2 separate regions of the Homo sapiens genome follow, and region 2 is linked to region 1. A link is an interaction called in ENCODE POLR2A ChIA-PET data of the cell type or tissue named here. Cell type or tissue: HepG2. All regions are shown on one strand. Links, peaks and the distances in the headings refer to the core of each region. The heading gives the core; the rest is flanking DNA. Region 1 has its middle 18 kb from the start of ENAH. Region 2 overlaps LOC107985352 (a long non-coding RNA gene).

Evidence for each region. ChIA-PET counts read pairs that join two places held together with the same protein. Peaks named below come from ENCODE experiments on the same cell type or tissue, not always from the same donor. Only the 100,000 strongest peaks of a DNase experiment are listed, where the experiment ranks them.
Region 2: POLR2A ChIA-PET joins it to region 1 with 7 read pairs; 10 of 35 experiments call an interaction of 5 or more read pairs at or near these places.

The regions. Positions count from the first base shown.
Region 1 is chr1:225,668,611-225,673,989 of GRCh38, reverse strand. No RefSeq gene overlaps it. Among named protein-coding and RNA genes, the nearest start is that of ENAH, 18 kb to the right of the region's middle. In HepG2, for the core only: no CTCF peak of the experiment used is centred there; a DNase peak (open chromatin) is centred at 2,419.
Region 2 is chr1:225,744,312-225,749,690 of GRCh38, reverse strand. LOC107985352 (a long non-coding RNA gene) reads right to left here. Exons shown (of 2, transcript XR_001738499.2): 2 at 4,099-4,885. Among named protein-coding and RNA genes, the nearest start is that of SRP9, 31 kb to the left of the region's middle. In HepG2, for the core only: no CTCF peak of the experiment used is centred there; a DNase peak (open chromatin) is centred at 2,670; H3K4me3 peaks cover 738 bases.

The sequences.
Region 1 (5,379 bases), core at 218-5,217:
GGAAGAAAATCCATAATTTGGACAAAAACTCTTTAAATATATGAAAGAGACCTGGAGGTTTATTAATTGTTCTATAATTCCATGAGCAGCTTTTGCTTCAGAATTAAATGACAGTTAACAGTAATCCCAGTGATGTTTTGACATTGTCAGACCTTTTGGGGCTCATGCCTTCATGTGTGTCTTTTTATAGAGCAATTAATAAATGTTGGCAGTGTGCTTGTGATCCTTCTGAAATGCTTGGGGAGGATATTGTCACTGCTGCAGCTTTGTGTGTCTTGGGTCTTACAAATGATTTACCACTTACTAAATCTGAAATCCAAATTGTAGATTTGGCTCTGGTTGTTGCCAGCTAACAGAAGCTATAATACTGGAAAGAAGTTAAGAAGCTATCACAGACTGCCTCAATGTCTAACTTTATCCAGGATAATCATGTAGAAAAGAAACTCCTGGATTTATAGGACAAAAAAAATTATAGAATGTTTGCATAATTTAAAAATAAAATGGAATATTTGTTATATTTTATATGAAAATAAGTCTTCATCATATATTTTATTATTTATTTATTTATTTATTTATTTGAGACAGAGTCTCACTCTGTCGCCCAGGCTGGAGTGCAGTTGTGAGATCTCAGACCACTACAACCTCCGCCTCCTGGGTTCAAGTGATTCTCCCGCCTCATCCTCCCGAGTAGCTGGGACTACAGGTGCCCACCACCACGCCTGGCTAATTTTTGGATTTTTAATAGAGATGGGGTTTCACTCTGTTGGCCAGGCTGGTCTTGAACTCGCCTTGGCCTCCCAAAATGCTAGGATTACAGGCGTGAGCCACTGTGCCCGGCCTTCATTATATATTTTAAACTTGATATACTTGAGTAAACAACTTTTTTCCATTATAAATACTATAAATTACAATTTAAGTAACAATTCCTTATAAAACTAAATGGTAGATTACAGCTTCTAAGTATTATCATTCTTCTTCCTTTTGTCTTCCCCCAGACAATAAACGAAGAAAAAAACCACAATATATAGACATATATAAAGGCATAAACTTATAGGAATGTGTGAGAATGTGCTGTTGCTGCTGCATTGTAGATTCAGACTAAAAATAGTGACAAATCATAATTCTTCACGATCACATCTGCTAGCAAAGTTAACTGAGGAAGGTCCCACTATTTTCATCTTATATTTCCCAGGGAATAAGATGTGGCCCCTCAAAGTGTCACTGATAATCCAGCATTATCTAATTAGCACATTTGATCCATCATCCAGTTTTTGGATACATTCAAATATACTGTTTTACTGGATTTGAAAATATAAACATAGAATTTAAAATACATTAGAAACAAAATAAAATAAATCAAATATATTAGAACTGGAAAGAGGCTGGGTATGGTGGCTCACGCCTATAATCCCAGCACTTTGAGTGGCTGAGGCAGGAGGATCACTTGAGGCTAAGAGTTCAAGTCCAGGGTGGGCAACAAAGCAGAGACCCTGTCTCTATAAAAAACAAAAAAAAATTTAAAAATTAGCTGGATGTGGTGGTGCACACTTGCAGTCCCAGCTACTCGGGAGGCTGAGGTGGGAGGATTGCTTGAGCCAGGAGCTGGAGTCTGCAGAGCTATGACTACAGTCTGGGTGACAGGGCAAGATCCTGTCTCAAAAAAAAGAAAAAGAAAAAAAAAAGAAAAGAAAAGAACTGTAAAGGTATTATAAATCAATGATTCTAGCTCTCTCAAATTACAGATAAGGAAATGGAGGTCTAGAGAGGGTAAACCATTTGCTTAAAGGCAGATTTCTTTCTTTCTTTTTTTTTTTTTTGAGACGGAGTCGCCCAAGCTGGAGTGCAGTGGCGAAATCTCAGCTCGCTGCAACCTCCGCCTCCTGGGTTCAAGCGATTCTCCTGCCTCAACATACCAGGTAGCTAGGATCACAAGCTTGCGCCACCACACCCAGCTAATTTTGTATTTTTAGTAGAGACGGGGTTTTACCATGTTGGCCAGGCTGGTCTCGAACTACTGACCTCAGGTGACCCACCCACCTCAGCCTCCCAAAGTGTTGTGATTACAGGCGTGAGCCACCATGCCCGGCCAAGGCAGATTTCTTTTCATTTATTTCCTCAGTTATTCTTCCACACATTCAGTCAACCATGTTACTAAGCAGGAGTTAATGTGAGGCCCTCAGGATGTAAAAAGAGTAAGATACCACCGTTGTTCTTAAGGAGTTAAGCTCCAGCAAAGAGAGACAGGAGCCCCTCAACCAGCTAATACAGTAAGTAGTCTGTGGTGAGGAGCTTGTGAGCATTACAGACTAAGAGCTACCAAAGAGCACAAATAGTTGTTGATTCTACTTCATGAGGTTGAGACGGCTTCACAGAAGAGCAGACCTATGAGCTGAGCCTTAAAGAATGAACATGCCGTCATGTAGAAAAGATCAAAGGGCAACCAGGTAGGATAAACAGCATGAGCAAAGCCACAACCCCATGAGCATGTGTGAGAAAATTAGGGAAGAGTCAACAGTCCAATGTGCATGTGTGGAGGATGTGGGGTCAAGCAGAAAAGGTGAGGAAGAAAAATTACCCTGCCCAGATTACCCCACTTAAAGGAAATTGGTCTTTTGGTCTTTTAGTCTTTTGTGGCTAATTTGGTAAAAGCCTTGAATGTCATTCTAAGAAGTGTGGACTTTATTCTGAGAAAATAGGGCTCCAGGGAAGGCTTATAAGTAGGGCTAGGACACAATCAGACCTTGGTTTATGCTGGAGATGAATTAGAATTTTACATTTTAGACAGGAGATAATGAGAGCCTTGTATTAGTCAGGGTTCTCTAAAGGGACAGAACTAATAGGATAGATGAACGTATGAATGGGGAGTTTATTAGGAGAATTGACTCACAGGATCACAAGGTGAAGTCCCACAATAGGCCGTCTGCAAGCTGAGGAGCCAGGAAGCCAGTCCAAATCCCAAAACCTCAAAAGTAGGGAAGCTGATAGCACAGCTTTCAGTCTTTGGCCAAAGGCCCAATAGCCCCTGGCAAATCACTGGTGTAAGTCCAAGAGTCTAAAAGCTGAAGAACTTGGAGTCTGATGTTAAAGGGCAGGAAGCATCCAGCATGGAAGAAAGATGGAGTCCAGAAGACTCAGGAAGTCTGCTCTTTCCATGCTTGCTTTTATGCTGGCAGCTGATTAGCTGGTGCCCACCCAGACTGAGGGTAAGTCTGCCTCTCCCAGTCCACTGACTCAATTGTTTATGTCCTTTGGCAACATCCTCACAGACACACCCAGGCACAATACTTTGCATCCTTCGATCCAATCAAGTTGACACACAATATTAACCATCACAAGCCTATATGTGGAAGAGTGGCAATAACGAGGAACAGAAAAGGTATATGGATGGCCAGTAAGCACATCAAAAGATGCTCAACACCATTAGTCATCAGAAAAATGCAAATTAAAACCACAATGAGGGCTGGCGCGGTGGCTCATGCCTGTAATCCCAGCAGTTTGGGAGGCCGAGGCAGGTGGATCACATGAGGTTAGGAGTTTGAAACCAGCCTGACCAACATGGTGAAACCCCGTCTCTACTAAAAATAGAAAAATTGGCCAGGCACAGTGGCTCACGCCTGTAATTCCAGCACTTTGGGAGGCCGAGGGGGGCAGATCACGAGGTCAGGAGATCGAGACCACCCTGGCTAACACGGTGAAACCCCGTCTCTATTAAAAATACAAAAAATTAGCCGAGTGTGGCGGCACGTGCCTGTAGTCCCAGCTACTCGGGAGGCTAAGGCGGGAGAATGGCGTGAACCCGGGAGGCAGAGCTTTCAGTGAGCCGAGATGGCGCCCTTGCATTCCAGCCTGGGCAACGGAGCAAGACTCCAGCTCAAAAAAAAAAAAAAAAAAAAAAAAGAAAGAAAGAAAGAAAAATTAGCCAGCCATGGTGTGCACCTGTTATTCCAGCTACTTGGTTGGCTGAGACATGAGAATTGCTTGAACCTGGGAGGTGGAGGTTGTAGTGAGCTGAGATAGCGCCACTGAACTCCAGCCTGGGAGACAGAGGAAGACTCTGTTTAAGAAAAAAAAAACCCAAAACAAACAAACAAAAACCAAGTAAATAAAATAAATATAAATAAATAAATAGGCCAGGCACGGTGGCTCATGCCTGTGATCCCAGCACTTTGGGAGCCTGAGGCAGGTGGATCAGGAGATCAAGAGATGGAGACCATTCTGGCCAGCATGGTGAAACCCCATCTCTACTAAAAATACAAAAATAGCTGGGCATAGTGGCGCATGCCTGTAGTACCAGCTACTTGGGAGGCTGAGGCAGGAGAATCACTTGAACCCTGGAGGTGGAGGTTGCAGTGAGCTGAGATCGCGCCACTGCACTCCAGCCTGGTGACAGAGTGAGACTGTCTCAAAACAAAACAAAAAATAAATACATAAATAAAAATAAACCACAGTGAGATACCACTACGTATCCACTAGAATGGTCAAAATTTTAAAAACTGATCATACCAAGCGTTGGCCAGGATGTGAAGCAAATGCAACTCATATATTGCTGGTGGGAATGTGAAATGACACAACAATTTTAGAAAACAGCTTGGCAGTTTTCTTTAAATATACACTTACCATGTGATCTAACCATTCCAATCCTAATTATTTATCCAAGGTATATGAAAATATATGTCCAAAGACTTGTATATGTATGTACATACCAACTGTATACATAATAGTCCCCAAACTGGAAACAAGCCAAATGTCCAACAATACACAAATGGATCAACAAATTTAAACAAATTGTAGGATATCCATACAACGGAATACTACTTAGCAGTAAAGAGGAATGATCTGCTGATACCCATGGTGACATGGGGGATCACAAATCCATTATGCTGAATGAAAGAAACTGACACAAGAGTACATACGACGTGATTACATTTGTATGAAACTCTAGAACAGACAAATCTAATCTATAGTAACAGAAAGCAGACCAGGCTGACGGTGAGAGAAAGATTAACTAGGAAGGATTACAGGAAATTTTGGGGGGTAATGGGGTTGTTCTCTACCATGATTGTGATGGTGGTCACATGATCATATGCATTTGTCAAAACTGATAGTGTACATTTAACAGGAGCGTTTTATTATATATAAGTTATATCACAATACGTTTCATTAAAAATAATTGAATTTAGATGGTTAACGGAATAAACTAACAACACGGTAGTTGATCTGATTTTATAGGCTTTTCCCTTGGTTCTGTGTAATTATGGACTGATGTCTTAATGCAGTCCAAACAGAATGGAAACAAACTTAGAAAGGATTCTCACTCCCTTCAGCTAATCAAGGGGAGGGACTTATGCAGTAAAATTCAGTAGCTAATACGATACAGAG
Region 2 (5,379 bases), core at 317-5,316, 76 kb before region 1:
GGACTACAGGCATGCGACCCCATGCCCAGCTAATTTTTATATTTTTAGTAGAGACAGAGTTTCACCATGTCGACCAGGATGGTCTCGATCTCTTGACCTAGTGATCCGCCCACCTCAGCCTCCCAAAGTGCTGAGATTACAGGTGTGAGCCACTGCATCCAGCCTGGCTTTTTTTGGTTTTTGTTTGTTTTAGAATCAGGGTCTCACTTTGTTGACCAGGCTAGAGTACAGTGGTGTGATCATTGCTCACTGCAGCTTAAAATTCCTGTGCTCAAACAATCCTCCCATCTCAGCCTCCCAAGTAGGTGGGACTACAGGCACCAACCACCATGCCCAGCTATACCATAGTTAAAAAAACAAAAAACAAAAAACAAACAAAAAAACACCAGGCGCGGTGGCCCACACTTGTAATCTCAGCACTTTGGGAGGCCGAGGTGGGCGGATCACGAGGTCAGGAGATCGAGACCATACTGGCTAACACGGTGAAATGCCGTCTCTACTAAAAATACAAAAAATTAGCAGGGCGTGGTGGCGGGCACCTGTAGTCCCAGCTACTCGGGAGGCTGAGGCAGGAGAATGGCGTGAACCCAGGAGGTGGAGCTTGCAGTGAGCTGAGATGGCACCACTGTACTCCAGCCTGGGCGACAGAGCGAGACTCCATCTCAAAAACAAACAACCAAAAACAAAGAAGAAAATGTGACAAAGACAGTATTTGGCCTATAAAGCCTAAAATACTGACTATTTACTATCTGGGCCCTTACAAAAACAGTTTGCTGACTGCTAAGTTAGCATGCCACAGTATCCTGTCTCACCAATACGATCCAGAGAAAGCCCCAGCACCGTGTCTGCCAGCCTCCAATTCTCTTTGGACTCGGCCGCTTCCAAGAGTGCTCTGAACAATTAAAACCTCAATGAATACATTCAGTGCATGAAGACGGATGTGCCAGGGGGATTTTCAAATCTTCGGCTGCATCTTTGAGTGTGTGTAAACCTCGGGCCAGTTGCCTGGCAGGCCAGCCTGCGGCATGGGTCTTGACTTTCCCGATTGTGAAATGAGGATGAGAAATCTTGGCCTTGGAATGGAGGGAAATGAAAGAGGGGCATCTGACCGACTCTCAGAAAGACACAGGCAGGGAGCTCTGGAGGCTTCTTAGAAGGAAGAACCAGCCCGGCGCGGTGGCTCATGCCTGTAATCCCAGCACTATGGGAGGCTGAGGCAGGCGGATCACCTGAGGTCAGGAGTTTGAGACCAGCCTGACCAACATGGAGAAACCCTGTCTCTACTGAAAATATAAAATTAGCTGGGCGTGGTGGCAGGCGCCTGTAATCCCAGATACTCGGGAGTCTGAGCCAGGGGAATCGCTTGAACCCGGGAAGCAGAGGTTGCGGTGAGCCGCGACTGCACCACTGCGCTCCAGCCTGGGCAACAAAAGCGAAACTCTGTCTCAAAAAAAAAAGAAGGAAGAACAAATATGAATCACAAGCAACATTATTACCTTAGCAAGTGTTTGAGCCCCCAGTCTAAATGTGTAAAGTAATCTGCTCAGGCTTAAGAAAATCTCTTTTCCCCTATCACACTGGATGTATGAACACATGACCAGCAGAGGCCATCTAACTGAATGGGTTTTCATGCCTCCCCTCTCTGCTCAGGTGGTGAGTTCCCTGAGGCCCGGTCTGGATCTTATGTTTTACTTGTGTCTTCTCTGAGCTCTTGGTACCACACTGAGCAGCACACGGTGAGCAGCTCCGCATAGTGATCTGCCCGACTTACATGTTACAAAAAGGCCCCGAATGGAAACAGGCCTCCAGGAAGAGTGTCTAGAAAAGTAAGGGTCAGGCAGGGTGCCGGTGGCTCACGCCTATAATCCCAGCACTTTGGGAGGCTGAGGTGGATGAATCACTTGAGCCCAGGAGTGCGAGACCAGCCTGGGCAACATAGCAAGAACTTGTCTCTACAGAAAAAAGAAAAGAAATACTAGCTGGGTGTGGCAGCTCATGACTGTAATCACAGTGCTTTGGGAGGCTGAGGCAAGAGGATAGCTTGAGCCTGGGAGATTGAGGCTGTGGTGAGCCATGTTCATGCTACTGCACTCCAGCCTGGGCAACATAAGAGACACTGTCTCAAAAAAATAAATAAAAAATAAAAGGCTAGGCATGGTGGCTCACACCTATAATCCCAGCACTTTCAGAGGCTGAGGCAGGCGGATCACTTGAGCCCAAGAGTTTGAGACCAGCCTGGGCAATATGGCAAGACCCTGTCTCTACAAAAAGTACAAAAATTAGCTGGACATGGTGGTGTGTGTGTGTAGTCCCAGCTACTTGGGAGGCTGAGGTGGGAGGATCACTTGAACCCAGGAGGCTGAGGCTGCAGTGAGCTATGATTGCACCACTATGCTCCAGCTTAGGTGACAGCCAGACCCTGTCTCAAAAAAAAAAAAAAAAAAAAAGAAGAAAAGTAAGAGTCTTCTCTCTGCCCTCCCCGAGAACAATCTTGAGGCCCAGAGAGCAGGTGCGAGCTAGCTGGGGGGTCCTGGCACCTCAGGTGAGGCTGCTGGAGGCCCAGGCCCGAAGGCCCAGGCGCTCCCTCCCCTTCAGAAGCCCAGCTCTTCAGGCCCTCCCTGTATCCTCCACACCCAACCCTCTTCAGTCCTCCAGGAAACATCATGAGGGTTAATTATTTCTCAGGGCTGACTCAGACAGCAGTTTTCTGCCAAAGCATTCTGTCAGCCAAGCACGGTCCTGCTGTTACCCCTGTGAGGGAGCCTTTGTAAGCTGTGTCGGGAGGAAACTCCTCAGCAGGGAAGCCCAAAGCCCCGTAGCCTGGGGTGGGGTCCTGCCTGATCCCGTCAGGTGGGGCTGGTTGCTGGGAGGGCGCCCTCCCCAGTGTGAGAAGCCAGCTCCAGAACGCTCTCACCGCCAGGCTGCCTTTCAGCCAGTCCCTGTGGGGCAACGCTTGCCTTTCGTTTTGTTGATTGGAGATTGTGTCTCTGAATAGAGCTTAATGTCCTTTTGAAATTATCTGTTCTTTTTTATTCTTTTTTTTTTTTTTTTTTGAGATAGAGTCTTGCTCTGTTACCCAGGCTGGAGTGCAGTGGCTTCATCCCAGGGCTCACTGCAACCTCCGCCTCCTAGGTTCAAGCGATTCTCCTGCCTCAGCTTCTGGAGTAGCTGGGATTACAGGCGCCTGCCACCATGCCTGGCTAATTTTTGTATTTTAGTAGAGACGGGTTTCGCCATGTTGGCCAGGCTGGTCTCAAACTCCTGACCTCAAGCAATCCACCCACTTTGGCATCCCAAAGTGCCGAGATTACAGGTGTGAGCCACTGCACCTGGCCTTTTTTTTCTTTCTTTTAAAAATTTCTCCTGCTTTCTCCATTTGGTTTAGATTGCTGCTGTGTTCCTAAATGCTGAAGGTGAATGATGGGGCGTCCGGAGGAGAGGGATGACACTCAAACAAAAACCGTCTGCCTAGGAGGCCAAACTGGGGGAGAGTGGGGGGGGACAGAGGGGGTCTCTTGGAGGAAGGAGGCCTGGGAGATCTTCTCTCTCATATCAGAGAACCTGAGGGACTGGGATGGCCCTGAATGGAGATTCAAAGACGCTGAACTGTGCTTGAGACACCTGGGACCAGAAGCCAGGAGGGAGGAGGTAGAGAGAAGTAGAACAAGGTAGCCCCGTGAATTCACTGCATGGCAGCCATTAGCTTCACCTGCCCTCTGACCAGGCCGACACCAGCACCCTGGGCACCCCATGTGAGTAGGAAGGTGTGTGGTGCTGTGCAAACCCGATTATTCCCCAAGTAACCCATGCTGCATCTACAGCTTCCTGCTGCTGCGCCAGAAGCTGTGCCCTCTTATGGAAAGAAGAGCACTTCCTTCATATAAAAGCAGCCAGGTGAAGGCAAGGCTATTCTTGCACGAGAAATGATGATTATACAGATCAATTCCATCTTCTGGAGGAACCCCAGACAGTGGTAAATTACACAGTTACAGTTGTACCTTAAGCCCCATCTCCCCACCCCCCACAAAACAACAGAAAACCCAACAACCATGTTTTGCAGCAAAAATATTTACAGGACAGTTACTATGCACAAGCAAGTATTTTATATATTATGTCATTTAATCTTCTCAAGAACCCTGTGATGTATTTACCAATGAATGAACAGAGAGAGAGGCTAACAGCTAGCCAGAAATCACAGGGCCAGAAGGGTATGAAAGCTAGGCCTGGCAAGGCTGAGAATACAGCAGGACTTGGCATCTGGTAAGTGTTCCATAAATCCTTGTTGAAGGAATAAATGGGTCTGCCAGGCTCCATGATCAGGGCTTGCCTACTGCTCCCTAAGCCATAATTCCTGTTCCAAGGATCTGGGTAAGTCAGGGCCTACAAATATGCCCCAGGGAAGTTTTCTAAGATCCTGTTCTCATCTTTCTTCTGTGCTCTCCTCTCCCCAGCTGCCATCCTGTATCCCTTCCAAGAAGGCATAGAATGGAGGAGTTAATTTGTTATTTGATGTACCAAGTATAGTATTTGAGTGCCTACCAATGGTGCCAAGCATTGTTCTGGATGCTGGGGTCATAGGAGTGAACAAAACAGGTTAGGATCACATTTTGAAGATCACATTCTAGCCAGGGTACAGACTTGGCTGAGAGATCAGTTCTGGCTGAACTGATCAGGTAGGATTGAGGTAAGAGCTCTGTGACTCCTTAGCTATGGGCTGCTGTGTGCACATGGGGGCAGGCACCAGCGCTCCCTCACCAATGAGGTGCACTTTCGTCCTTGTGGTTGCAGAAGTGGTTTCAGCACCTCTGCCTCTCTGCTGTGGCCTCTTCCCTGGCCATGGTTTTCATCCCAGGATGGGCTCCTCAAAGTGTCTTTGCCACATGACCTAGAATTGAGACTAAGAGATTCAGTCTGGGCTGAGCTCATGTTAAAACCCAGGAGGCCAGGTGCGGTGGCTCACGCCTATAAATCCCAGCACTTTGGGAGGCCGAGGCAGGCAGATCACAAGGTCAAGATATTGAGACCATCCTGACCAACATGGTGAAACCCCGTCTCTACTAAAAATACAAAAATTAGCCGGGCATGGTGGTGGGTGCCTGTAGTCCCAGCTACTTGGGAGGCTGAGGCAGGAGAATCGCTTGAACCCAGGAGGTGGAGGTTGAAGTGAGCTGAGATTGCGTCAACTGCACTCCAGCCTGGCGACACAGTGAGACTCTGTCTCAAAAAACAAACAAACAAAACCAGGAGCTAATGCATGGCCCTTATTTTTAACTTTTATTTATTTATTTATTTATTTATTTTAAGTTCCTCGGTACATGTACAGGATGTACAGGTTTGTTAACACAGGTAAATGTGTGCCATGATGGTTTGCTGCACCTA